Linked DNA regions of Homo sapiens: all the other regions are linked to region 1. A link is a contact called in ENCODE Hi-C or POLR2A ChIA-PET data. All regions are on one chromosome and are shown on one strand. Each heading gives the region's core, a stretch centred on a gene start or an enhancer-like site at or near the end of the contact. The rest is flanking DNA. Distances are from core to core; before and after follow the strand shown. Region 1 holds the start of RAP1B (RAP1B, member of RAS oncogene family). Region 2 has its middle 54 kb from the start of IFNG-AS1. Region 3 has its middle 30 kb from the start of LINC02421. Region 4 holds the start of DYRK2 (dual specificity tyrosine phosphorylation regulated kinase 2).

Region 1 (6,831 bases), core at 581-3,080:
CTGACCAACATGGAGAAACCCCGTCTCTACTAAAAATACAAAATTAGCCGGGCGTGGTGGCGCATGCCTGTAATCCCAGCTAGTCGGGAGGCTGAGGCAGGAGAATCGCTTGAACCCGAGGGTGGGAGGTGGGGGCGGAGGTTGCAGTGAGCCGAGATCACGCCATTGCCTTCCAGCCTGGGCAACAAGAGCGAAACTCTGTCTCAAAAAAGAAAAAAAAAATGCTAACTCAGCCGGCGCGGTGAGTCACGCCTGTAATCCCAGCACTTTGGGGGGCCCAGGCGAGCGCATCACCTGAGGTCAGGAATTCGAGACCAGCCTGGCCAACATGGCGAAATCCCCTTTCTACTAAAAATTAGCTGGGCGTGGTGGCACGCGCCCGTCATCCCAGCTACTCGGGAGGCTGAGACAGGAGAATCTCTTGAACCTGAGAAGCAGAAATTCCAGTGAGCCGAGATCATGCCACTGCACTCTAGCCTGGGTGACAGAGCAAGACTCTCAAAAAAAAAGGTAACTCTGTGAGGTAATGTAACAATGTATACATTACTTCAAACGATCATGTTGTATACACAATAAATGCAGACAATAAACAATTTTTAAAAAGATATTTTTCTAAGGAAATAGAAATTATCGAAATAGGTAATCTACTCAATTAACCTAAATTGTAAAACATTATAAAACACAGAGAACTGTTATAATTCATTCTCATCTATTCATTTAACTTAGGTTAGCTTAGTTTTCAATCACTACATATTCTTAAACGGAGTGAAATTAGTCACATTCCATTTATCTTCCAAATTTATCAACGTTTATTAAGATTTATTTCAAGAATAATTTGTACAGGGCCTAATTAAATTATGAACCAAGAAAGTTAGTCTTAAATGACCCCTCAATCCCTTTTCCCTGCACTTTGCTCTCTTAATCTCCTCGCCCATCAAAACTGCTTCAAGAAAAAGTTCTGATAAATTTCTTGTACTAAGGGTAAGTAAGAATGGTAAATTCCCGTGTTAAGTTCCCGCCCTTTTTGGAACGAGGCATTTTGGAACAGAAAGTGTTTTCTGGTGCCCTGAAGTCACACGATAAACCTACTTGCCTATGGGTAATCCTGTGAAGTGAATAAAGCGTCCAGGACATGCATTTAAATACGCAATTTATTTTAGTTATATAAATGGCGTTGGTTTAGGTGCAGGGTACAAACTTATTTAGAAATCATCGATTTGTTAACTGCGTTTGGCATGGGAATTTGGAAAGAGTTCGCCCGGGTTAAGACACCAATGGATAAAACACTTGTCAATCCAGGAGAAAAGGCATCTCAAGAATGGAAAGACTTGCTGGCCCAGGCTCCCTCGGGGAGCTCTAGGTGTAGAAAATGCGCGCTCTCCGTTACTTCTCGGTTACTTTGCCCAGCACAAAGGACGACGCGAATACCAACAGACTGGACGAGTCGGTGACTACAGTTTGCATTAAGAGGCGGCGCCTTTTGGGTTTCGGAGGGTTCCACTGGAACCCACGAGGGTCAGGAACACCGACGCGCGGATTCCGCCCACCAGACAGCCTGGGGAAGCGAGCCTGAAGGCGCGGCGCAGCTAGAGAGAAGAACCTCGGCAGACATGCCGCCCAGAGGCAGCTAAGGGGCCCGTGGGCAGGGCCTGCGCTCCGGCTGCGATGCAGGCCGGCTAGAGGCCGGCGCCGAGGACCCGGCGCGCGGCGGCCCCGCCCCCTCGGCTCCCCTCGCCCCGCCCCCTAGGCCCGCCCCTTCCCGGGCCGCGCACCCGCGCGCCCCGCCCGCGGGCGGAAGCTGGAGCGAGGCTGAACGCCTGACGTCAAGGCGACATCGCCAAACCTCGCCCAGATTCAGGCGTGTAAACCAGCCGGAGCGGCGCGGCAGCGGCAGGACCGCCGTGGCGCCTAGAGTAGCGACCCGGGGGGAGCGCGGGGCGACGCTGGCTGCAGGGACCCGGTGACAGCGTGAGAGGTTCGCAGAGTGAGTGCGTGGCCGCTGAGGGAAGCCGCGGCGGCGGCCGCGCGGGGCCGGGCGCCGGCTGAGGGGAGCGGGTGGGGTGCGGCGAGGCGCGGGCCGGGCGCGGCGGTCAGGGGCCCCGGCGGCGGCAGCCCCTCGGCGCGCGGCAGGTGGCGCGAGGGCCAGGCGCCGGGCCCGCGAGCGCGCTGCCTTGCGGGCCGGCGAGGAGGAGCAGCCGCCGCCGCCGCGGGAGAACAGCGCGCTTTGCGGAAGGGGTCAAATGTCTGAAATATGGCGGAGGAAGTGAGAGCCCGAGGACCCCCCCACCCGCCCGCTCTCTTCAGCCCGCGTCCGCCGCAGCTTCTCCCGCCGCCCTCCTTTCCCCGCCGGCTCCCCCGAAGACTCGCTCCCCGCCCCGAGCCCCCTCGCTTGTCGCCTGGGTTCCCTCCGTGGTATGGGTGGAAGTTAGAACGGAAACCAGAAAGTTGTCCTTTGCGAAGACCTAGCTTCTCCCAGCCCCGAGCTAGGGCGAGGAGCCTTCGGGGGAAACCACTCCCAGGCGCCCCGCGGGCTTGAGCCTGACAGCGAAAAAGTTTGCCTGAAACGGGGCTTGCTTGCTCCATTTGTTGCGGGAAGTGGCAGGAGGAAGGCAGCGGAGAGAGCCCCACTTAGTCTGGCAGCAGCCACCGTGTAGAGAAAAACTGTTAAAGGGGCCTTTCCCTTCGTCAGCAAGAGGAAATCTCTTTCTCTTAGAGGGAGAGAAAATCCAGGAAGTTTGTCCTCTTCTCTTTTTCGCCATCTCGAGGTGTCTAATCCTAAAACTATCAGCGCCATGAATTTTATTTAAAACTACGCCCAGTGAACCGGGCTCTCCGGATTTTTCTTCTGAAAAACACTGATGTCTTTTGGAGAAAAGATCATTTTTGCAAGTTAAAGCAGATGGTTTCCTTCCCCTTCGCTTTCCCCCCTCTCCCACTCTCTTTAATAGTTTAGAAAAACATTTTGGCCCTGTAACTTCTGATTGGTATGAATAGAAGCAGTTCTGTGTTGCAGTAAGGGGAAATCACATTTTTACGGGGTAGAAAGTTGACACTAAATGAAGATTGTGATTTTAGTATTTTAAAATTAATTCCGTCTAATTGGATTTTGGTTTTGCAGGCAGCATCTCATATATGTCGAGTACTTAACAATTTAAAGCTCTGACTTGTAAATTTATTTTTCAGCTCTCTTTTTTCGTAATTAGAATACTGTTTGGACTTGCTCAACAAGACCTTATCTTAACAAAAAGTAACTTATAGAAAAGGGAGACATTCATTTAACTTCAAGCCCATATTATTCTTAAAAGCTGACTCTTGAAATAGTATTTATTGAGTCATAGTGGAGTCATGGGACTTTTTAAGGGCCGGAAGGGACTATTTAGATCATCCAGTCCCACCCTGTCATTTTATGGAGGAGGAAACTGAGGCCTAGATAAGATAACCAGTTAGTGGGTCCACTGACCTTTAGGACAGTAGTCTATCCGTAAGAGACAACATGGAGAAAGAAATACAACGTTTTTATAGTGAATTATCATCTTACAAAGAATATTCTTCCCATATCGCACTTTTAAAAAGTGGGTACCTTAGTCAAATAGGAGAAAAAACCACTTGAGTAGTTTCATCCTCAGGTTTTAGGTGAGGAAACTGATACTCAGATTAAATAACTTTAAGCACACAGAGCCTGAATGATAGTCTTATTTGAGCTCATCTGTGCTTTTAATGTGTACTACGTTAGGTGTTTTCACTTGCATTTCCTTTAGTCTTATTTGAGCTCATCTGTGCTTTTAATGTGTACTACGTTAGGTGTTTTCACTTGCATTTCCTTGTTTGACGTTGACAATAAATCGTGAAGCTGCCTTATCTAAGGAAGTCCTAAAGTAAATCATTGGAACACATGTAGCCAGTTTGTTGTTTTTAATATGCCAGGTATCAAAATATAACTGAAGAACCAATGCTAAACTGACTTAATTTTAAAATGTTGTATGGGGCATGAAAATGATTGCTCTGGCTGGGCGTGGTGGTTTACGCCTGTAATCCCAGCACTTTGGGAGGCCGAGCCGAGGAAGGCGGATCATTTGAGGTGAAGAGTTCGAGAACAGCCTGGGCAACATGGTGAAACCCCGTCTTTACTAAAAATACAAAACATAGCCGGGTGTAGTGGCACGCGCCTGCAATCCCAGCTATTCGGGAGGCTGAGGCACGAGAATATGAACCTGGGAGGTTCACATTGAATGAACCAGCTTGAACCTGGGAGGCGGAGGGTGCAGTGAGCCGAGACTGCACTACTGTACTGCAGCCTGGGTGACAGAGCTAGACCTGTCTTAAAAAAAAAAAAAAAAAAAGGAGATAAGAAAATGATTGCTCTGCTCTCTTTTACATTCTCCCCTCACCCACGACCGCGTGAAAGTCATCTCTCTTACCTTCTATGACACGCATTACTTCCTGCCTCCTGTTACCATTTTATATTATTTATTCCATTGAATTGTGAACTCCAACCACAAGATATATATTGTTTTGTATGCCTTAACGCACTGGCATGGTGCCTTGCAATAGACATTCAACACCAGTTAAATGTAAGTACCATGAGGGTAGGGACTTAATCCATTTCATTCTTCACAGTAATCTTCCTAGCGCGTTGCCTGGGCACAGTGTAGCGCGTTGCCTGGGCACAGTGTAATGGTTAGCGTTTGAATTTAGGGATTAATGGTAATGAACATTCAAAGAGAGGATATTTGAAGAGAACAGTGTAATCCTTTAAAAAGAAACATTTACATATTGGCTTTGGAATCCCTTTTACTTGACAAATTAATTTTCGTTTTATCCTCAATCCTTTTCAGAATTCCAATATTTTCTCTTAGCTGTATAAAGGTAAAGTGACCCCCTCCCATAATAAAGAGCTACCATGTAAGGAGGGTATAGCAAAGAATTAATTATTAAAATAACTAGATCCATTTTTGTAAGGATCCTTTCAATTGTATCTTCCTATCTAATTCAAGATTGGTGGAAGGTCTATGCAAAGATTGATAACATGGTAACTGATTAGACATGTTATTTTAAATGCAGTCCAAGATTTGGATGAAAAGCTCACGTTCAGGTTTTTTTTGCCTTTTGTTGTAGGTACTCGATAAATATTTATTGAGGTAGTGAAACTAATCTGAAATTGGATCTGATACAGAGAATTTGACCGATTTTACAAGGTGTCCATTTACTTTTTCCCCATAAGTATTGTTTAAATAGGCTGTTTTATTATCGACTATCACACAGATCTTACTGATTTGCCTCATTTCCTTAAAGATGTAAAATAACTGTGTTTCTCTGTATGTTTGTGTTGCTAAAGAGGAGGTTGGGTATTGATCTGCAGTTTCTAGATTTGACTGGCACTAGGAGTAATTTAGCATTTATGAATTAGCTATTTACTGCTGTTTTATAGCAGTGATGTCACGTGTTCACTCTATAGAAAAGTTAGGTAAAGATTGGTCTGTCTTAAACTTTCTGAGACATAGGTTGTGACTAAAAATATGCCCTGGGTTTTCTTCCCCCTCCTGTCATTATTGAGGACTCCATGGTCTAAGAGATTAGGCTGAAGTTTTTGTTAGCCTTTTCAAATTGAATTGAATTTTAGAACAAGTTAAGACATTTTGGCTGATGCAGTGATTCATTGTAACATTGGACAAAATTTTTAGTTCAGCCATCTGTAAACAGGAGTACTGTACCATGGCTCTGGAAGCTAGTGTTTTTCTGTGTTCATAGATTATTTTGCAATGGTATTGAAAGGTACTAATTGCCATTTGAGGTCTTAAGTTCTTTGTAAATCTCATAAGCACAGTGGAAGCAGTAGCTACAAAGAATAGATGAATTTATCCATTTGCAGTAAAAACTGATTTGTATGTAATCTGTTGTACTTTGAACCCAGTTGAGCACTGGATTCTAAAACAAGTCTCTTTGGTCGTGGAGAGTTTCTATTTTAAACAAGAAAAGTTATCAGGAACTTTTGTGCTGCCTTAAAAACATCACTTTTTAAAATTCACCAGCAACAAAAAATAGTATCACTTACATTCCGTATTTCATAACATTGGACTATTTATTCCTAATGTTGGTCAAATCAAGGGTACAGTAGCAACTGATTATTTAAGCAGTAATTTAGAAAGATTTTTTTTCCTTTGAATCAGTAGAGGGTCAAAATTTTTAAAACTTTCCAAAGAACCTTAAAACAGGAAAAAATGAAAATGTGGGGGAAATGTACCAGTTTTTTTTAATTTAAATTCCCTAAAATAAAAATATTTACAACATGAGTTACAGAATTTCCATCTGATTTTTATTGTACAGGAGGAGTATATTCTGTGATATCAGTATACAATTCAAAATACAAAAAATTACCTGGGCGTAGTGGGAGGTGCCTGTAATCCGAGCTGCTTGGGAGACTGAGGCAGGAGAATCGCTTGAACCTGGGAGGCGGAGGTTGCAGTGAGCCAAGATCGCTCCACTGCACTCCAACCTGGGCGACAGAGTGAGACTGTCAAAAAAAAAAAAATTACTTAGATTGTGTATGAGGTGCCTGCATACTAGAAATGTTCTTTTGAGTTACAAATCTGTCTCTCTGACCATAGAGAGTAATTATTTAATCTTGTGAGTTTGAGTTTTATATCAAACCATTTCCTAAAGCTTACTTGTAATTACTTTTACTTTATGTTTTTGTAGTTATACATGTGTATATATATACACATACATACACACACACATATACATATATCAGTGAGACCTTTTAAATTTTAGCTGAATTCTGGTTTCATAACTTGTGATTTTTTTTCCGGTACTGGGGGATTGAATGTTTTT
Region 2 (6,282 bases), core at 1,372-3,871, 570 kb before region 1:
TAAGGTATCTTCTTATGAAACAGAGAAGATATGCTTACTTCCTTACAGGATAAATAATGTGATGCTGAATAAGATAAACCTAAAGTTACTAAGAGACAAACACTGTATATTAAGTGTTATAACCACACATCAGAAGACCATTTTAGACTGTGGTTTCAGGGTGCTAGAATATTCGAACCCTGTTTGCTTAGCTGACTAATCTAACTTTTTGGTAAGACTGGTTATATTTTTTTCTGTATAGAGAAGAGGTGATGAGAGAAAGTATTCTTTAGTTTATTCATTCACAATTTTTTAAAAAGGTCACTCTGGTTACCGCATGGAGAGCAGAACTGGTGGGGAATCTGTTCATGCCTGGGGAGGCCATTTAGGCACCTGCTGCCGTCATCAAGGCAAAAGATAAATACCTAAGTTTAAAAGCAAATTTATTTTTACAAGGTATAGATGTAAACAAGTCTCATATGCATGCCCAATAGATCTACTTTGTCCTACCAAAGGAGAAGGAGGATAATGCAGATATAAACTCTAGAACAAGACTGCCTTGGTTCAAATTCCAGCTTTGTCATTGTAGGACCTTGCCTAGACAAATTACTTAATTTTTTAATCTCTGTTGTCTCATCTTTAAAAGGAGGCTAATAGTAGTATCTGCCTTATAGGATTGTCAAGAATAAAGGAGTAAGTATATATGAAGTGTTTAGAATAGTTCCTTCCAGTCAATCAATGGTAACTTTTTTTTTTTCCCCCAAGCATAAAGGATCTAAATGGGGCAATGTGGCTAATGGCCCCTAGAGGGCAGCAGAGGAATAAGAACAGAGTGGACGACAGGTTCAGAGAAAGATGTCCTGTCTGATGGAAAAACGGGGAGAAGGGCACTGTGAATCATACAAAATGGAGACTGAGCTCAGGGCCATTTATAGCCTGCTTTGGGGACGTTTTCTAATAGTTCAAATCACTTTGTAGACAAAAATCAAGGACTGGAATAAGTGTAGTAATGAGAAGGATCCAGTCATGCATCTGAGAGCATACGTCCAATAAACCTCACTCAAAAGCTAGCAAGAAAATCTTGACTGTTGGCAGGAAGCATAGCTGATACTGAGGGCTGGGGCCTGGGTGCCTTTCCACTTGGCCCTTTCCATGCGACCTGGGCTTCCTCACAGCATGGTAGCTGGGTTACAGCATGAGTGTCCCAGTGAAATCAGGCAGCAGTGGGATCACGTTTTAATGACTCAGAAAAGACATGTATCACTTCTGCCATATTTTAATAGTTAAAAGTCTAACAAAAGCCCTCTTAGTTCCAAGGGGATAGGACACAGACTCCAACTCTTGATGAGGGAGTAGCAAGTTTCTGGAAAACTATATTAACAGGAAATACTGTAGTCATTTCCATAAAATACAATCGGTCACAAAGTGCTTTCCTAGAAGTTCATACTGGATTCTTTCTGCCTCATTTTCACATACAAAGCATCAGCAAATCCTGACAGACTGGGCTGCAAAATACATCCCAAACCTGATCTGATCTCACCATCTCCACTGCTCCCACCCTCGTCCAACCCAACATGTTTCTCTACCTGGATCACAGCAAAGTCTACTGAGAGGTTCCTCATCTCCAATTTAAAACCCCATAATCTACTATTTATAGGGCAGCCAGTGAGAACTTTGAAAAAATGTAAGTCTAAGCCTATCATCACTGCTCATCTTAGAACTATCCAATGGCTTTCAATTATGCTTAGAATAAAAGCTAAACTCCTAATGGTGGCCCACAAGAACCTCCATATTTTGGCCCTATTTATCTGTCTCATTTCATCTTCAGGCTTCTTTCCACCACACTCTGACCTTCTTCCTCTCACTTTAGCTCCTGGGTATGTTTTCAACTCAGGCACCTCTGATCCCAAATCTCTTCATATTACACTGTTCCATGATTCAAATCTGCTTGAACCTTCCCAGACCACTCAATATAAATGAGCATCAGTCCCATCACCGTCTATTCCTTAACCCTCCTTTATTTTCCTTAATGTACTTATCACTGTCTGAACTTACACTGTGTATGCATTTGAGTCCTTGTTCATAGTCTGCGTCTCCCTCTAGAATATTAACACTTTATGGGCAGGGCTTTGTTTACTGCTTTATTAACAGTGCTTAGGTCCACTCAATAGTTAAGTTGAATATTGAATAAAGAATAAAAGAAGAAACAAAACAAACAGTATAGCCTTTCAAATCAGTGGTGGTGTAAACGAAGATCTATTATCACTGTCATGAAAACATGTTTGTGTTCTTTACTAGATCTGGGCTATCCTTTCTTAGTGTCCTGTGGTTTCATGGACTAGTTTAGGAATGGTTGGTTGTTTCTAATGTGTAGCACTTAAGAAACTTTCAGCTTGAGCCTAAGTGTTTCCAGTGCTGAGGTTCAGTCATGTCTGGGCATGTTTGGTGAGGTGGTGGTGACAGGCCTCAAATAATTCAATTCTAATGAAATATTTGGCTTTAAGTGGATGAGGAGGAAAGGTACTGTGGCTTTGGCGTGGGTGTAGTTGGGGGTAGGTATAGAGGAGAGGAAGAGAACCCGAGGACAGCGATGTTCAAGTGAACATGTTATCACTCGTCTGGGCTTCTCAACACAATTGAACACACTTCCTATATTTGGAGAATTCCCCACCTCCTCTGCAGCCAGTACACTGGTCTGTGACACAGACCCAGACAATCACGTGCACCTCAGCAAGTTTTCTAATCACAAGCATGTATTGCAAAGAAACAAGTGCCACCTAGAGCCCACTCTGGTGAGAATGGCAGCTGGTGAATTCAGTTACTAGAGGGAGGGATGGCTAAGGTCACACCACGAGCTAGTACCAGCAGGAGTCTGTGCCTGGTGGAGTCAGCAGTTATTCCCACCTGGTCTGTTCTTTACTGTGACTCTGAGAATTGGTGCTGGCTGGGAAGCCTCCCAGCCTGCTTTCCGGCCTCCTGGGAAATCTTATATTCTTTAATAAATTCCTTTTCTGCTACTACTAGATTTTAATTGGTGACAACTGAGAACTCTGACAGAAAAAGATGGGGTGTTTAATTCCAGTCTACTTCACTGATTAGGCCTGACACCTAGGGAGAAAAGATGTAGAAGCCAAAATGTCAGGAATTATTTTAATAAGCAATTTTGTAAGACTTGGAGTTTGAACAGCGGTACTTTGCTCCCCAGGCAACAAAGTTCTGCATCAAGCTGGAAAATGAACACTTGCCCACTTTTCCCTGAAATACAGCAGGGTCCTGGCTCCATGGAAGCTCTGGTGAAATCGTCTTCAAACATCTTTTAGAAGGCTGAATACTTTTCCATTGAGATACACAGGACCCTTTATAAAACAGATGAAAATGGACTGCTTTGGTCAACGTGACACTTGGAGCCCCTAAAGCCAGGATGGCCTCATAAACCCCTCAGTGGTGAGGCTCAGTGGCAGTGCCTGGCTGCAGGCTCCCCAAGTCTGTGACACCCAGCAGGAGAGGGACAATCTCCTGAGACGACACCTGAGAGATGCATGCCAGGAAGGTAGCAGGTGCCATATGAGCAGATTTATCTCTGAGCATATGCCCTGATGGCTCCAAAAAGGCTGGTGGGGAGGCAACTTTGCAAGGACTTTGGGCTTTGTTTCAGGAATGAAGACAATTAACCACAGGATTTGAATATTCTGTAATTAATGTATTTTCTAACATAATCTAGTGAAGCCTGGGGAATTTTTAGTTGCATACCTCTTTACTCAACTATGTCTTAGCAGTGGTACATTATGCATATTCAAGTCATTGAAGTTGCCTAAACTTTAGTAAACTTGCTTATTCATTCTGTTGCTCATTAATTTCTCCCAGCCTTGTGGGAGAGCAACTAAAGTTAATCATCACTACCTCTCCACCTGGCTCTCCAAGGGTTGTCAGTGCCTATCCCCCACCCTTCATTCATCTCTCAACACCTCCCAGAGAGCTCCGGACATCTCTGGCATAATGTTCTGATCCAATATTTGCCTATTGGACTTCATGTCCTCACATCATTTTAGCTGCCTTTGTTAACCAAATTCCCGTAGGTATTTTATATATAAAAGGCATGAGCTTCAGGAGATGAGTGAGAATCTAATGCTTGATGATCTGTCATTGTCTCCCATCACCCCCAGATGGGACCATCTAGTTGCAGGAAAACAAGCTCAGGAGGCTGGGCGAAGTGGCTCACGCCTGTAATCCCAGCACTTTGGGAGGCCGAGGCTGGCGGATCACTTGAGGTCAGGAGCTCGAGACCAGCCTGGCCAACATGGTGAAACCCCGTCTCTACCAAAAATACAAAAATTAGCCAAGTGTGGTGGCAGGCATCTGTAATCCCAGCTACTTGGGAGGCTGAGGCAGGAGAATTGCTTGAATCTGGGAGGCAGGGGTTGCAGTGAGCCGAGATCGTGCCGCTGCACTCTGGCCTGAGTGACGGAGCGAGACTCCATCAAAAACAGAAAACAAACAAAAAAAAAACCAAGCTCAGGGCTGCCACTGATTCTACATTATAAGTTGCATAATTATTTCATTATATATTACAATGTAGTACTAGAATAAAGTACACAATTAATGTAATGCACTTGAATCATCCTAAAACCATCCCTACTGCACAGTCCATGGAAAAATTGTCTTCCAGAAAACCAGTCCCTGGCGCCAAAAAGGTTGGGGACCACTGAGTTAAAGAAGGCTGTAACCTAGACAAAGGCTGGAAATTAGACAAAGATGTGAGATCAGGCCAGGGTATACTATACTCTAAATGCAGACATTAAAAATGAAGCAGTTTGTACCTCGGCCAGGAAGACTTTTATATGATTCCTTCAGTAGTTGAAAGTGGTAAGCTGATGAGCCACATTTCAAAAGCAAATGGTCTGGGAGACACTTAAAGAAGTGAGTGTGAGGACAGCACTAGAACTCTTACGGCTCCCCACTGCCTTATCACCAAGTCCAAACTCTATATCAAGGCATGATCCAGCTCCTGCCTACTGCTTCAACATTCCTTTAAAAATAAAATATCCCAATTATCCTGATTTGATCATTATGCATGATATGAATGTATCAAAATAGCAAATGTACCCTTCCAAATATGTACATCTATTATGTATCAATAATAAAATGTTTCTTACACATAACCAGGCACTAGCCACAAAAAATAATAATAATAATAATAATGCGGTTTCTCGACTGCAGCAGGCTCATTACTCATTCTTGTGTTTCCATAATTTGTATTCTTAATTCGTAAAGACCTTTTCTACTATTTCTTCTCCTGGAGAACTCCTGCTTTTCAAAATTGGGATGCTCAAACATCCCAATGTCTCTCCTCCCTAAGGTCTCCGTCTGACTGGATTAGGTGCTGCTGGTCTGCACCTCTAAGCACCCTTCCTGTGATTTCCCCATCATCATGTTGGTGAGACAGCACGGTAGCTATCAGTAGCTTGATTGTTTCTCCTTTAATTGTAAGATTCTTTTATTATTATTATTATTATTATTATTATACTTTAAGTTCCAGGGTACATGTGCACAAAGTGCAGGTTTGTTACATAGGTATACATGTGCCATGTTGGTTTGCTGCACCCATCAACTCATCATTTATATTAGGTGTTTCTCCTAATGCTATCCCTTCCCCAGCCCCCCACCCACCAATAGGCCTGGTGTGTAATGTTCCCTGCCCTGTGTCCAAGTGATCTCATTGTTCAATTTCCACCTATGAGTGAGAACATGTGGCGTTTGGTTTTCTGTCCTTGTGATAGTTTGCTTAGAATAATGGTTTCCAACTTCATCCATGTCCCTGCAAAGGACACGAACTCATCCTTTTTTATGGTTGCATAGTATTCCGTGGTATATTTGTGCCACATTTTCTTAATCCAGTCTATCATTGATGGACATTTGGGTTGGTTCCAAGTCTTTGCTATTGTGAATAGTGCCACAATAAACACGTGTGCATGTGTCTTTATAGCAGCATGATTTATAATCCTTAGGGTATATACCCAATAATGGGATGGCTGGGTCAAATGGTATTTCTAGTTCTAGATCCCTGAGGAATCACCACACTGTCTTCCACAATGGTTGAGCTAGTTTACAGTCCCACCAAAAGTGTAAAAGTGTTCCTATTTCTCCACATCCTCTCCAGCATCTGTTGTTTCCTGACTTTTTAATGATCGCCATTCTAACTGGTGTGAGATGGCATCTCACTGGGGTTTTGATTTGCATTTCTCTGATGACCAGTGATGATGAGCATTTTTTCATGTGTCTGTTGGCTGCATAAACGTCTTCTTT
Region 3 (6,471 bases), core at 1,775-4,274, 910 kb before region 1:
GGATTCCCTTTCCCCTTTCCTGTTTTACTTTTCTCCGTAGAACTTTCCACTTGTTAAATTAATATCATTATTTAAAATTTTCTGAATTTAAAGAATGTTTGCTCCATTAGGACAGGAATTTTGCCTGTTTTCTTTACTAGTATACAGTAGGTACTCAATAAATTTTCACGGAATGGATGAATGAATAAATGCAGATTTTCATTCATTCATTTATTCAAGAGACATTGACCACACAGGAGATGAGCTGCCTGTCCTCCTGCCTGCTTTGTTTGAACACCTCAAGGAGGAAGGCTAATAAAAGTCCAATGCCAAATATGAAAATAAATATTGCAGTCAGATGTTGAGTAATAAAAAGTAGTGTAAAATTGCTGTCTTAATCGCTATGCCATTGGAGAAGCCCAGTTTAAGACAAGGAAAGATCTGTAAGACAGGGTCAGCCAGGGAAAGATAGGAAAGGAATTCTAGAGACAGAATCCTTCCCCTCTGCTCCAGCCCAAGATGCTGCCTCCTGTTTTCTGAGAAATAAGAAGGCAGGTCTATTCCTGTTATCTTGGGACTCAGCAGGGCAGCCCTGTTCTTTAACAAGACAATCTTTCAATTTATGTGACTTGCATATTTTAGAATAAATTCTGTTAATATGCAAGCACTAATACTGTAATACAATCATTTCTACTTCCTGCCAGTGTTTTATGTCTAAGGCGGCAGCTCAGTGCAGAAAGAAATTTAGGTAGGCAAGGGAATAACACTGCTTTCCCTTCATGCTCAACAATGTGCCACCTGACATGGGATTCTTTTCAGTTCATTTGTTTGTAATTTAAACCAATTCCTGTCTCAGCATTGGCTCATGCCTGTAATCCCAGCACTTTGGGAGGCCGAGGTGGGAGGATCACTTGAGCCCAGGAGTTTGACACTAGCCTGGACAACATAAGGAGGCCTTGTCACTACAAAAATAAAAATAAATAAATAAAATAAAATTAGCCGGGTGTGATGGTGCATGCCTGTGATCTCAGCTACTTGGCAGGCTGAGATGGGAGGATCACTCAAGCCCAAGAGATAGAGGCTGCAGTGAGCTGTAATTGTGTCATTGCACTCCAGCCTGGGCAACAGAGCAAGACCCTGTCTCAAGAAAGATACAGTAAAATAAACAAACAAATTTTTGACTGGGAAATGTCTGTTAAAACATCAGGAAGACTCCCAAATTAAGGAAAGGACTATCACCATCAACCTCAAATTGAAAATTAAATCATTTTTCAATGTCTTGAAAAATCATACAGAATCTCTACAAGTCTTGGCTTTGCCTTAATAATAGTCAGTACACTGGCCAACGATGGCACCAAGATTAAAGGAGGAGGTGAGTCTGGAAACACATGAACTTGACCTTCTACAATCGATTTCCTGTGAGGGAGACTCTGGACATGGGCAAAGCTTTAAGCCAAAGATCTGTGATGCTCAAGGCTCATCCAGGCATTGGCAGTGTATTCAATGTATAAAAAAAATTCTTTTATTTCCAATGACCTGTTTTATGTTAATTTTATTGTGATGTAGAAAAATAACTAGTGTGTCCTTCAACTTACTTGCCAAAACCTACTCTTTTAAATATTTTCTCAGGAGAAAAGTCATTTTAATTTTAACTTAAAAAAAAAAAAACCACAACTTTTCAGGTAAATTGCCAAACAGATGTTTAGTGCTTAGAGTCTCAGGGCAGCCTTTGTGTTGTGGTTGCAAACATACCTATCTTCTAGATCAGAGGTCAGGAAACTACATCTCTGTGTCACAAACACGACTGCCGTGTGTTTTTGTAAATAAAGTTTAGGATAACCACAGTCATTCATTGCATATTGTCCACTGTCTACTGTCTACATATATTGTGTACTGTCTCTGGGTGCCTTCCCTGCTATGGCAGAGTTGAGTAGTTGAGATAGAGACAGCATAGCCCACAAAGCTTAAGATATTTGCTCTCTAGCCCTTGACAAAGAAGTTTGCCAACTCCTAATCTAGTAGAGGCAAATTTCTGTTATAAAGTCTGTACTTATGTTTACTCATGAATGCATCCATTCTTTTAGAATAACATGGATCATAGTGTACATAATAAACTGTTCCAAAATGGCAATATGGTTTAGTGACCATATATTATTGTCACCATTTCCCTTATTATGTTAACTTCTATTAGATGAAAATGCTATTCTGTAAAACAGAATTATGAAACAGTATACACAGCACAGTGTGAGAGTCAATGGCAAGACATTGCACACAATGAAACCCAGTGAAATGTGAAGAGGCTAACCGGGAAGTCTCCGTAAGTGCATATATTTCACAGCTGTGGTGCTAAGAGACAGATTGCTTGGAATGCCATGAGTAGACAAAGCCAAACAAAAATGAGAGCATGAGGAAATTTTTCTGGTGAAAACAATTTTTCCTTACAAATTTGAAATATTTTCCCTTTTATGTTATATTCTTTTTTTCCCCTTTTGAAGTAACATGGCTTCATCCTCTGCCAAATGTATTCCTTCCCACCCCTACCCCACTTTTGGTTTCTTCAATAAATAAAAATTGATTCCTTCACCTCGTTCACATGGACAGTTTCACAAGCTTATAGTGCATGTTGAAAGAAGTGTTGGATTGATTTTTTTTCAGTAGATGAAAACAGTAAAATTGTTAAACTGCATTAAAAAATTTTCCATATAATTGAAGGTGAAGGCATCAATAAGCAAAGCACTTTTAAGGCAATACTAAGGTTCTCAGCCTTTGGACTGTATTGCTTTTCTTCTCCCCATCACGGGGAATGAGATCCATTCTTGGCTGTTTAGTATTCTGTAATGAAAGGAAAAGTCACTCCCACATTTTTTGGGGTAGAGAAGGGGTTGTTAGTCAGCAGGACTATCAAACAACAGTAGTCATTGCTGTTGCCTGGGCTTTTGAGGGGACCAAAGGAGACCAAACCGAAAGGTTCTGTAAAGTCTGTCTAAGTGAAAGATGTTGCTGTTATCATCTGATTTAGTCATCGAAACCTCCTAAGAACCTCTACAGAGGTTTGAGATGGGGAAGGAAGGAAGTGAAAGTAAAATCAAGCATTTCTGTGACTATTTAAAGCCACCCTAGCAATAAGCCTTGCATGGTAAAGAGTTGAAATTGAATGAGGCTTTCAGTTTTCTGTGGGTTTCACTGATTCACATTAGCCCAAGGGCTTTTTGTGTCTCCCCATGTAGCAGTAGTTACACCCCTGGTTGGCATGAGATAAAATCCTGCCGTGCACACAGAAACCAACTTCTTAGGCATTAGTCAGGGTCTCTCTGAAGTAGAAGTGCCTGAGCCACTTCCGTTTTTTTATTTTTAATACTCATGATGTGTTAGAAAGTGAAGAAATGCCAAGACAGACTTACAAACACTGTGGTATACTTTTTAATGTTTATGTTTAAGAAATTAGTAGTCTTAACACATGCATTTAAGTAAGTGCAATGTAATTATTTTGCTTTTCAAAAGATTTCAACATAAAGAAGCATTTCTACAGGGTATACTATAGGCAGTGGGACCCAAGTTTAAGGTTGTGTGAGGGACAACTCCCTCCAGTCAGACGAGTGAAAGTTACTGCACATATAATCTCACTTGGGGATGATGTCAAATGTCCATGTCTGCGACCCTGTCTAAACTAGGAGGCTGGGCTAAAAGGCTCCCTTGCCCTCCTTCTCCCAGCTCCCCCCACCCACTGCCACCACTGAGACCAGATCGTAAGTACACAATTATGCCTGTGTGGGGAAGTGGGGAGGAGAAACACAAGGTATGATGGAGAGGTCCATTATGTACTCTTACACAAATATTTTTCAAGTGCATACTATGTGCAGAGGTAAGAAGATAGTACCATAGTTAAACTCATACTTAGGGTTTAAATCCTGGCAGTGTTATTCCCTACTTGAGTTATAAAACTTCTCTAAGCCTTAATTTTCTCATCAGTTAGCTCATTTGTGAGGTGCTTCATTAGTTGTTATGAGGATTAAATGACTTACCCACATAAAGTTATCTGAACAGCACCACCTTGCACTGTGAGCAAGCAGTATAAAAGTTCTTGACCTCAGGGAGCTTAATTTCCATCTCCCTCACTGCATTTTGCTCTCAGCTCTCCTGTCTGCAAGCTGGTCTACCTGAAACAACTGCCTTGCAATATCAAAAGATATCTGATAAAACGGGTAAATATAGCTCCACTGATGAGGACAAAAAAAAATCAGCTGTATTAAGGAAATTCTCTTAAAAAGTCATTAATCTTCCATTCAACAAGCAACAATGTGTGTTAGACACTGTTCGGGGAATGCTGATATTGTAGTGAACAAACCAGGTGTGGTTCTGTACTCATGGGTGGGAAAGATATTGGATACATACATTGTTCTGCACAATGTAAACATTTTGTTGCAGTATGAAGTGCATACAGAAAGTGCACAAATAAGTGCACAGCTCAACTCATTTTCATGAAACGAATGCACACATATAATTAGTACCCAGTCCAATAATCGGAATCTTACCAGAACCCCAGATGCCTTCTTGTGCCTCCTTCCACTCACAGTCACTTCCAAGGGTAAATATTATACTCATTTCTGTTAGGTTGGTCCAAAAGTAATTGCGGCATTTACCATTAAAGTAATGTGCAGTTTTCCTGCACACATTACTTTAATGACAAAAACCACAATTACTTTTGCACCAACCTAATAAAAGTCAGTATAGTATTCACTGCCAGGATTCAAACTCTAAAGTAATGGCAAAAGCCGCAATTACTTTTGCACCAAAATAATACAACCACAGATTACTTTTTCCTGTTGTAAAACTTTATGAAAAAGGAATCCTGACGTACTCTTTTGTAATGGGCTTTTTTTTTTCACTCAACATTATGTTTGTGAGAGTCATCCTTTTTTTGTATGTAGCTATAGTTTATTTATTCTCATTCTTGCATATTGTTCTCCTATATTGTATGAATTTACCATGATTTTTGTATCCATTCTATTGTTGATGGACATTTGGGTTGTGTCCAGTTTGGGAATATTACAAATACTGCTTATGTTACTATTAATGCTGTTAACATTCTTGTTCATGCCATTTGTTAGATATACATATGTATTTCTGTTGGGCATATTTTTAGGAGTGGAGTTGCTGAGTATAAGGTATGGGTATGTTCAGTTTTAGTAGATACTGTCAAACAGCTTTCCAAAGTAGTTGTAACAATTTACACTCTGGTCAGCAGAATAAGAGAGTTCTGGTTGCTTTATATTGTCTGTCTTTTTCATTTTAGTCATTTTGGAGGGTATGTTGTAGTTTTTGCATTATGATTAAAAACATTTTTTTTTTCAGAGACAGGGACTTGTTCTGTTTCTCAGGCTGGAGTGCAGTGGTGTGATCATAGCTCACAGCAGCCTCGAGCTCCTTGGTTCAGGCCACCTCAGCCTCCTGAGTTACTGGGACTGCAGTCCTCCCAGCTCAACCTCTCCTGAGTCACTGGGATTTTTCCATCTTAATTTTCATCTGTGCTTTCCTAATGACTAATGGAGTGCCTTTTCATATGTTTATTTTCTGTTTGAACATCTTCTCTCATACAGTATCTATTCTGACATTTGCCCATTTTTCTATCGAGTTATTTTCCTGTATCTCATTGATTTGAAGGAGTGCTTTAAATATTCCAGATAATAGTCCTTTGTTAGATATATGTTTGAAAATCTCTCTCTCAGTGTATGACTTTTTACTCTCTTAATGGTTTTGGAGAACTGAAGCTCTTAATTTTAATGCAGTCCAATTGATCAATATTTTTCCCCTTCACAGTTATTGCTTTTTGTGTTTTAAGAAATCTTTGCCTGAGACAGTTCTTGTGGAAACAGCTAGTGCAACACTGAGAAACTGTTGTACATTATGTTGCCTAGAGTACAAACAGCACAGTCAGGATAGCTAAAGGTGACCCCAAGAAACCAAAAGGCAAGATGTCTGCTCATGCCTTGTTTATGAAGACAATGCTGGGAGGAAAATACAAATAATAATCCAGAGGCCTCTGTAAACTGCAGTTTCCAAGAAGTGGAAATACACTGAGAGGTGGAATACAATGTGTGGTGAAAGAGAAATACAAATTTGATGAAATGGTGTGGTATACTATGAGCAGGAAATAAAGGATTATAGACCAACTAAGGGAGGCAAGAAGAAAGATGATAACACCCTCCCCTCATGCCCCACCTTCCTCTTCTACTTAGATCTCTGCCCAATAGTAAATCCACAAATTTAGGCATTTCTACCGGAGATGTCGCCAAAAACCTGGATGACTGTTATGTATGTAGAATTCCTAAAATGCCCCCATAAAGATATTTCCCCCTAATCCCAGGAACCTGGGAATATGATGAGACATCACTCACTAGTGTGGTTATCATATTTCATGGCAGGGTTAGGTAATCTCCTTAAGATAGGAGATTATCTTGGAGGATCTAATTTAATCACATGAGACCTTTTAAG
Region 4 (6,150 bases), core at 860-3,359, 960 kb before region 1:
AGTGCTCCTTTTCCTCATGTTAAATGAGTAAATTAATATTACTAATTTGGAAATCGTAAACTATGGCTTCCAGTAACTAGCATTTATTTTATTCATGAGAAAACAGTGGCATATTTAGCTTCTACTGAAGTATTGTACGAATAACTTAAGCAAAAAGGGGTGTCATATTATATTAAAATTGATTTTTTTGTTTCATTTTTTTATTTGAACATCAGTTGTATGGAGTACTCATTTTAAAAAGGAAAATGGTATGAAAATAATTGTTTTGAAAGGAGAAAAAAGAGGTGTGAGCTTTCTTGAAAGTGTAAGGAAAGTAGTGTGATGGAAGTCATAGTGAAATCAGACTGGGAGTCAGAAAACCGGTTCTAGTGTCATCTCTGCTACTTAGTAGCCCTTTTCTTTTAGTCGATTCTAAACACTAAATATGCTTCCGCATGTGGATTTAAATGTGATGGTCGCCAGTGACAAGCATAGGGGGATATTTCTTGCTAGGGTCAGTTCAGGTCATGATTCCTCTAAAGGCATATTATTGGATTATTTTACTGTGGGTCTACTTTATTAGGAGAAGGCCCCGAAAGGGTGTTTTGTTTTGTTTTGTTTTGTTTTGTTTTGTTTGGAGGGACGTAATACTAGGGAAAATTCTTTTTGTCACAGGTTCCCTCTCCCAGTGACCCTAACTTGGAGGCCTCTTTAGGAGTCCCAGAGACTCTGAGAGGGTCACACTGTACCTTGAAACAGTTTTTGGCGTTTGTATAAAGCTGCGGATGCGCTCTGTAGGAGGTTGCTATGACAATTTGCAAACAGTAGAGTGGATGAAACTCCGCAGGAGGTGGCTCCCTTCCGACTGGAGTCTGCACTAGTTCGGGCCTGCACAGTAGGTCCAGCCAGGAGCCAGAGATACTCGGGCGGGGCAGAGCATAATGGACCCCTGGCCCCAAGAGAACTTCAGAAACTAGGCACCTCTCGAGAAGGAAGTGCATGGCATAACTCTGCCCCGTCATCCGGGATTTGTCGGGCTTTCCCACCCCACCTCCTCTCACAGTTGAAGTGGCAAAACCTGTGACCTTTGAACAGAGGCGCACTGTGTGCCACGCACGACGAGGCGCGGATGTGAGACGGGAAAGCAATTTTTTTTTGGTCTTCAAGGAAAAGAGAGGTTGTATATGGCGAATAAAAAAGGCAGGGAAATTCTCCACGTGTCTTGGAAGGGAAGGGGGAAAGAGATGTGTCGGGTGGGGTGAGAGGAATTCGAGGTGTCGCTCCCTCACCGCAGAGCTGAAAGGAAGGTGTGTCTCTCCCAGTGGCCGCGCAGGGGAAAGGCTCGGAGTTGTAAGGAAATAGGAGATGTCTCTGATGTTTATTTTTGCCTAGCAACCCACAGCCAACTGCTTCCCCAGCTGCCGTCCACACGCGCCTCTCTGCCTCCCCTTGTCCTAGCGACTGGCGAGCGGTCACTTGGTGTCAGTAAACCGGGGAGGGTGTGTGGTGGAGGTGGGAGGGCAGCCCCCTCTTTCGCCCCTGCTCAGGGTCAACGAGCTCAGCGGCCGCCCCTCCCGGGACTTGCCTCTCCGAGGTGACCCTCGCACAACTAAGTTATCTACATGATGAATTGGGGAGAGGGGAGTGGCTAAGTCGCTGGGACCAAGAATGGGGGGACGGGGAAGCAGTACTGTCTGTGAGCAGCCATTCAGTTCGAAGAGCTGAAAATGCATTTATGTTTAGGGGTGCGCATGGCAGGGGAGGGGTCTCTGCGGCGCTTTCGGCCGGAGGGCAGCAGCGGTAGGTTGAGCTGTAGGGCAGAGAAGGGGCGCCGCGGGGCCGGGGAGGGGAAAAGGTCGCCGGAGTGGAGCCGAGGGAAGCAGTGCAGATGGCCGGAGGGGGCGGAGGAGGGCGAGCGGAGGCCGCCGAGTTTTCCGGGGAGCGGAGGGGCGGCTGCGCGCAAACCGGGGGACTGAGAGGAGCCGGGCGGGAGGTTGGGTGGGGGTGGGGTGTGCGTGGCCGCGGCCGGGGGAGCCGGGGGCGGGGCCTGCGGCGGCGGAGGAGGGCGGCGGAGGGCGGCGGGGGCGGGGCCGCGCGCCGGCGCCTGTGTGTGAGTGCGCGGGGGCGCGCGCGCGCGGGCCCGGGAGAGGCTCCCGAGCCAGGCGGTCTTCGGTCCTCGCAGCGCTTCCAGCTCCCCGCGCCCCTATGTGAGGGAGACGGGGAGGCCCGCGGCGCGCAGGGGAGGGCGAGGCATGTGCACGGGCCGGAGGGTGCTGCAGCCGCCCGAGGAAGAGGAGGACGGCGGCGAGGAGGAGAGCGGGGGGCTCGCGGCGGCGGGCCCCGGCCGAGGGGATGCAGTGGACTGTGTGTGTCTGGCTGTAGCAGACGCGAGGCGGCGACGAGGCGCCGGGGACCCGCGCGAGGGGCGGCCGGGAGGCGGCGGCGGCGGCCGCCAGAAGTAGCAGCAGGACCGGCGGCGGCGACGGCAGCCCTGAAATGCATTTTCCTCTCCAGCGGCCATGTTAACCAGGAAACCTTCGGCCGCCGCTCCCGCCGCCTACCCGACCGGTAAGGAGGCCGTGCCGCCGCGCCGCATCCCCGGACCCCCGCCGGCCCTGGGCAGCCCCTGTGGCGCGGGCGGCCGCTGCCTGCGGGACCTCGAACAAAGTCGGCGGCGCGGCGCGGGGGAGCCCCCGGGCGGACGACGCGCCCCGGGCTCCATGCAGGGTTGTGCGCGGCCCCGAAGGCCCCTCCGCGGGGAGCCCTCGGCCCGAAGAGGCTTCTGCCTGCCGGGGGCCCGGGCGGGGACCGTCCAGGCCTGCCGCCCCGCCCTGCGCTGCCCGGGGCTTGGCGTGGCCGTGGCTCCCTGCTCAGCTGTCCAAACCCACCTCCCGGCTGCTGGCCGTCTGCAACGTGGGCCGCCTAGCCCCGGCGCGGCCCGGCTCCCCCGCCGGGTCGCGAACTCGCGCGCCAGGGCCCCACTTAACTTTGCAGCTGCCCGCGCCCCGCCCGTGGGTGTGCGCTGGGGAGCCGTGACCCGAACGCCCGTTTTTACTGCCCCGGTCTCTTCCTCCGTCTTTCTTTGGAAGAGGGTTGTCGCTGCCCAGCGGGGTTGGAGGGGGGGTCTGGGTGACTTTCTCCCCCCTGACCCTCTTTTGTCTCCTCCCGCACGTGGCTTCCAGGCCGAGGTGGGGACAGCGCCGTTCGTCAGCTTCAGGCTTCCCCGGGGCTCGGTGCAGGGGCCACCCGGAGCGGAGTGGGGACTGGCCCGCCCTCCCCCATCGCCCTGCCGCCTCTCCGGGCCAGCAACGCTGCCGCCGCAGCCCACACGGTGAGACCCAGCCCGCGGGCGGCCCGGGCGGTGGGGGCGGGAGGGGCCCCAGGCCGAAGCACCCGGACTTGGAGGGGTCTGACGCCGGGAGAAGAGGGGTCGAGATACAAGCAGCCCCACGCCTCGGGCCGATGGTCTCTCGTCGACGCCGCCCTGGTTAAGTTGGGCGAGCCCAAAGCTGCAGCCACAAAGGAAGATTCGTGGCGTGGGCCCCTTACTTCCCCTCCAGAGCTCGCCCACCCATGACCTCCTCTTCCTAGGAACTTCCTCCTTGCTGCTTTCCTTCTTTCCTCATTTTTCGTCCTTGCATCCCAGAGTTCCCTTCCCTGACCCGGTAAACATCTCTGTCCTTCCCCCACCTCCCCGTGGGTAGTGGGTATTTATAGAAACAGATACGTGTTAGGGGACAGCCAGACCGGCCTGCCCGGAAAATCGATCCCCCAAAGAGCCTCCCAGGCCTGGCTCCAGCCAGCAGGGAGCATCGCCAATTGTCCCCCGCGTGTGTAAGCATGTTTTATGAGTGCTACAGGTTTGAGCACAGCAGAAATTGTAATCAACATTAACAAAAATAAGGGCCGCCGCAGCAGTCAAAACAAGCCACCCCTGTAGGATTCTGCAGTTGGACATTATTCAAAAGGAAAGGGCAAGCGTTGCTTTGGAGGTGGGAAAGAAAAAGCACCTAACAGGTGCTGTGGTCTCTGGGAGGGGAGAGGCCAGCGTGGGACTGGTTGCTGGTGGCTGCGGAGACTGGCAAGCTGGATTCGACTAAAGCATGTACCTTTTCTCAGCTCCCAGGGATCACCCTTGGATGGTGATGGCCAGCCTGGAGGAGGTCTGCACTTGGAGGAGGTGATGGTTTGGAGGTCTTTTTTTCCCAATTGGATTTTCCACAGGAACAGCCTAAGATGGTTCTGTGTGAGGGAGGCTTGCTAGGGATTGGTTTTATTTGCTAAGTGAAAGTTGAGTTCTTGAAGAAAAGGCCATCTCCGGTCTACAGGGGAGTAGCTCTGGGGACATATGTTATGGGGAAACTTGTTTGTCAGAGAACTGTGAGGGGATGTCTAGACTGTAGTTGCACCTGTTAGACTTGGAGAGATGTGTGCAAGTTTCGTAGGAAAATGTTTTGTTGCTGTTACTATCTTCCCCCTCCCTCTGTCTGTCTCTCTATCCTGACACATCTGGTCCCAGGGGCTGGGAATTCATTGCACAGAGGTTAACTAACCTGTGTTGGACTGTGGATGGTATAGTAGGATGGATGATTCTGTATATTACTGTTAAGTGTTCTTGTCACAGTGATATTTAAGGGACTGCCATTGATTTTAGGGGTTTGGATTTTTTTGTTTGGGATCATCTGACAATTTGGAAAATATAATACCCAGTTTTTTGCTATGTGTTGATGTAATCACATGACATGGTGTGAGCTGGAAAAAGAACTATTTGGTTTGCATGTGGATTCCAATTTTGTAAGGATGGGCTTTGCTTGATCAGAGCCTCTTTGCAATTGAAATACATGTAATGAAAGTAGATGAAACGACAAGTCTCCACTGGAGGGAGAGCCTGTGGTGCACCAGAAAAGGAAGGATGCGAATGTGCTTCTCAGTACTCCTCATAATGGAGGCCTGTATTTTGCTGTGGCATATGCCAGATTTACTTGTTTTTAACGTGTGTGTAAACTTCGGTATGCTGTTAATTATTAGATGCTTGACTTTGAAGGTGTGAATTTGGGTTTCGATGGTGGTTTAGTTTTGATTTTATTTCTATAACATAGCAGATTTCATAGTACAGGAAAGGTTACAAGGACCACAGAGTTTATCTGGTTCTATTCTTTCAATTTATAGATGAGGAAACAGACTCAGACAAGGTAACTGGTTTCATCAAGATTCCCCAGCCAGTTCATATCAAGGCCAGAGTGAAAGCCTACATCCTCCTGCATCTAGTTTTAATATACTGATGGAGACTGCTAATTCTAGGAAATTGTACTAGCCTCATTATAAATGCAAGAACCTTTGTAGATCCATATTCCCATATGTCTGTCAGATTTTTATAAATTTTTAGTTATTATTTCCAGAGTAATTACACCTAGGAAGAACTTCTAGAATGAATGGGGGGCGGGAGGGCATTAAGGAGATAAAAATGATCTTGTCATAGGAGCTTGCCCACATTTTCTCTTACAGGTGATATAGTAGGCAGGTTAAATATATGATTATAAAGATTATAAACTTTGGAATTTATCTAGACCATTGCCCTTTTGTTTTATATCTCCATGTATAAGTTGTTTTACACTTTAGTTATTTCTGTTTGTGTGAGAGAGAGAAGTGTGCCCAATCACTGTCTTACTTCCTATTATTTTTCTATTAATGTTAATTGGTAGTTATTAATAGAAGTATTTTTAAATTCAAAAATATTAAAATATGTATAACTTTTGTAACTGTTTTACTATGTAAAACACTCCAGTTATCAGTTTTACCTTTATAAAATAATTCAAATTGAAATACACATTTTAAAAAATGGCAGTATTTTGAAGAAGAAAAAGTAGACATTTTTCTTTCTGACAGGGCCACACAGACTGTCAGAATGTTTGAGGAGGAGCTAAAATTCCAGTCTTTTTGGACTCAATTCTATTACCATAATACTATACAGCATTTCTAAGATGACTTCAGAAAAGTTTTTAAACGCCCAAGACTATTATCACAGTGGAATATCTGCTGTTTGCCATTTTCTTATTGGAAGAAATGAAAACTACCAAACTGGTTAGACTATTGTTTTTATATAATATTTAATACCAAAGTACTTGATGATCAAAGAAGCCTTTGCAGGTCTCTCAATTCGAACCCATAAAT

Evidence for each region. Hi-C counts contacts between places; a loop is a spot of excess contacts on that map. ChIA-PET counts read pairs that join two places held with the same protein, here RNA polymerase II (POLR2A). Pooled maps may share reads with other maps.
Region 2: a pooled map shows a loop between it and region 1 (5-fold over the local background). The contact joins the enhancer-like site here to the promoter of RAP1B in region 1. A Hi-C loop is called at or near these places in 2 of 37 single-sample maps with no recorded cell type and 9 of 50 pooled maps. POLR2A ChIA-PET finds 5 or more read pairs at or near these places in 2 of 52 experiments (PC-9 and Panc1).
Region 3: a pooled map shows a loop between it and region 1 (7-fold over the local background). The contact joins the enhancer-like site here to the promoter of RAP1B in region 1. A Hi-C loop is called at or near these places in 2 of 37 single-sample maps with no recorded cell type and 6 of 50 pooled maps. POLR2A ChIA-PET finds 5 or more read pairs at or near these places in 1 of 52 experiments (T-cell).
Region 4: a loop to region 1 is called in a map of CD8-positive, alpha-beta T cell, with 6 times the contacts of the local background. The contact joins the promoter of DYRK2 here to the promoter of RAP1B in region 1. A Hi-C loop is called at or near these places in 2 of 168 maps with a recorded cell type or tissue (CD8-positive, alpha-beta T cell and naive thymus-derived CD4-positive, alpha-beta T cell), 2 of 37 single-sample maps with no recorded cell type and 13 of 50 pooled maps. POLR2A ChIA-PET finds 5 or more read pairs at or near these places in 1 of 52 experiments (CD4-positive, alpha-beta T cell).

Annotation. Positions count from the first base shown.
Region 1 is chr12:68,609,069-68,615,899 of GRCh38, forward strand. It overlaps RAP1B (RAP1B, member of RAS oncogene family), which reads left to right and starts at 1,831. Exons shown (of 8, transcript NM_001010942.3): 1 at 1,831-1,975. RefSeq lists a silencer at 1,688-2,147 and an enhancer at 6,619-6,831.
Region 2 is chr12:68,039,855-68,046,136 of GRCh38, forward strand. No RefSeq gene overlaps it. Among named protein-coding and RNA genes, the nearest start is that of IFNG-AS1, 54 kb to the left of the region's middle. RefSeq lists an enhancer at 2,353-2,602. Within about 2 kb of position 2,622, at least 4 of the 41 ENCODE cell types and tissues checked have a DNase peak (open chromatin) inside an H3K27ac peak, as active enhancers do.
Region 3 is chr12:67,695,872-67,702,342 of GRCh38, forward strand. No RefSeq gene overlaps it. Among named protein-coding and RNA genes, the nearest start is that of LINC02421, 30 kb to the right of the region's middle. Within about 2 kb of position 3,025, at least 7 of the 41 ENCODE cell types and tissues checked have a DNase peak (open chromatin) inside an H3K27ac peak, as active enhancers do.
Region 4 is chr12:67,646,636-67,652,785 of GRCh38, forward strand. It overlaps DYRK2 (dual specificity tyrosine phosphorylation regulated kinase 2), which reads left to right and starts at 2,110. Exons shown (of 3, transcript NM_006482.3): 1 at 2,110-2,547; 2 at 3,162-3,310. The coding sequence starts at 2,499. RefSeq lists silencers at 1,773-1,882, 1,983-2,282, 2,293-2,952, 3,113-3,502 and an enhancer at 4,583-4,632.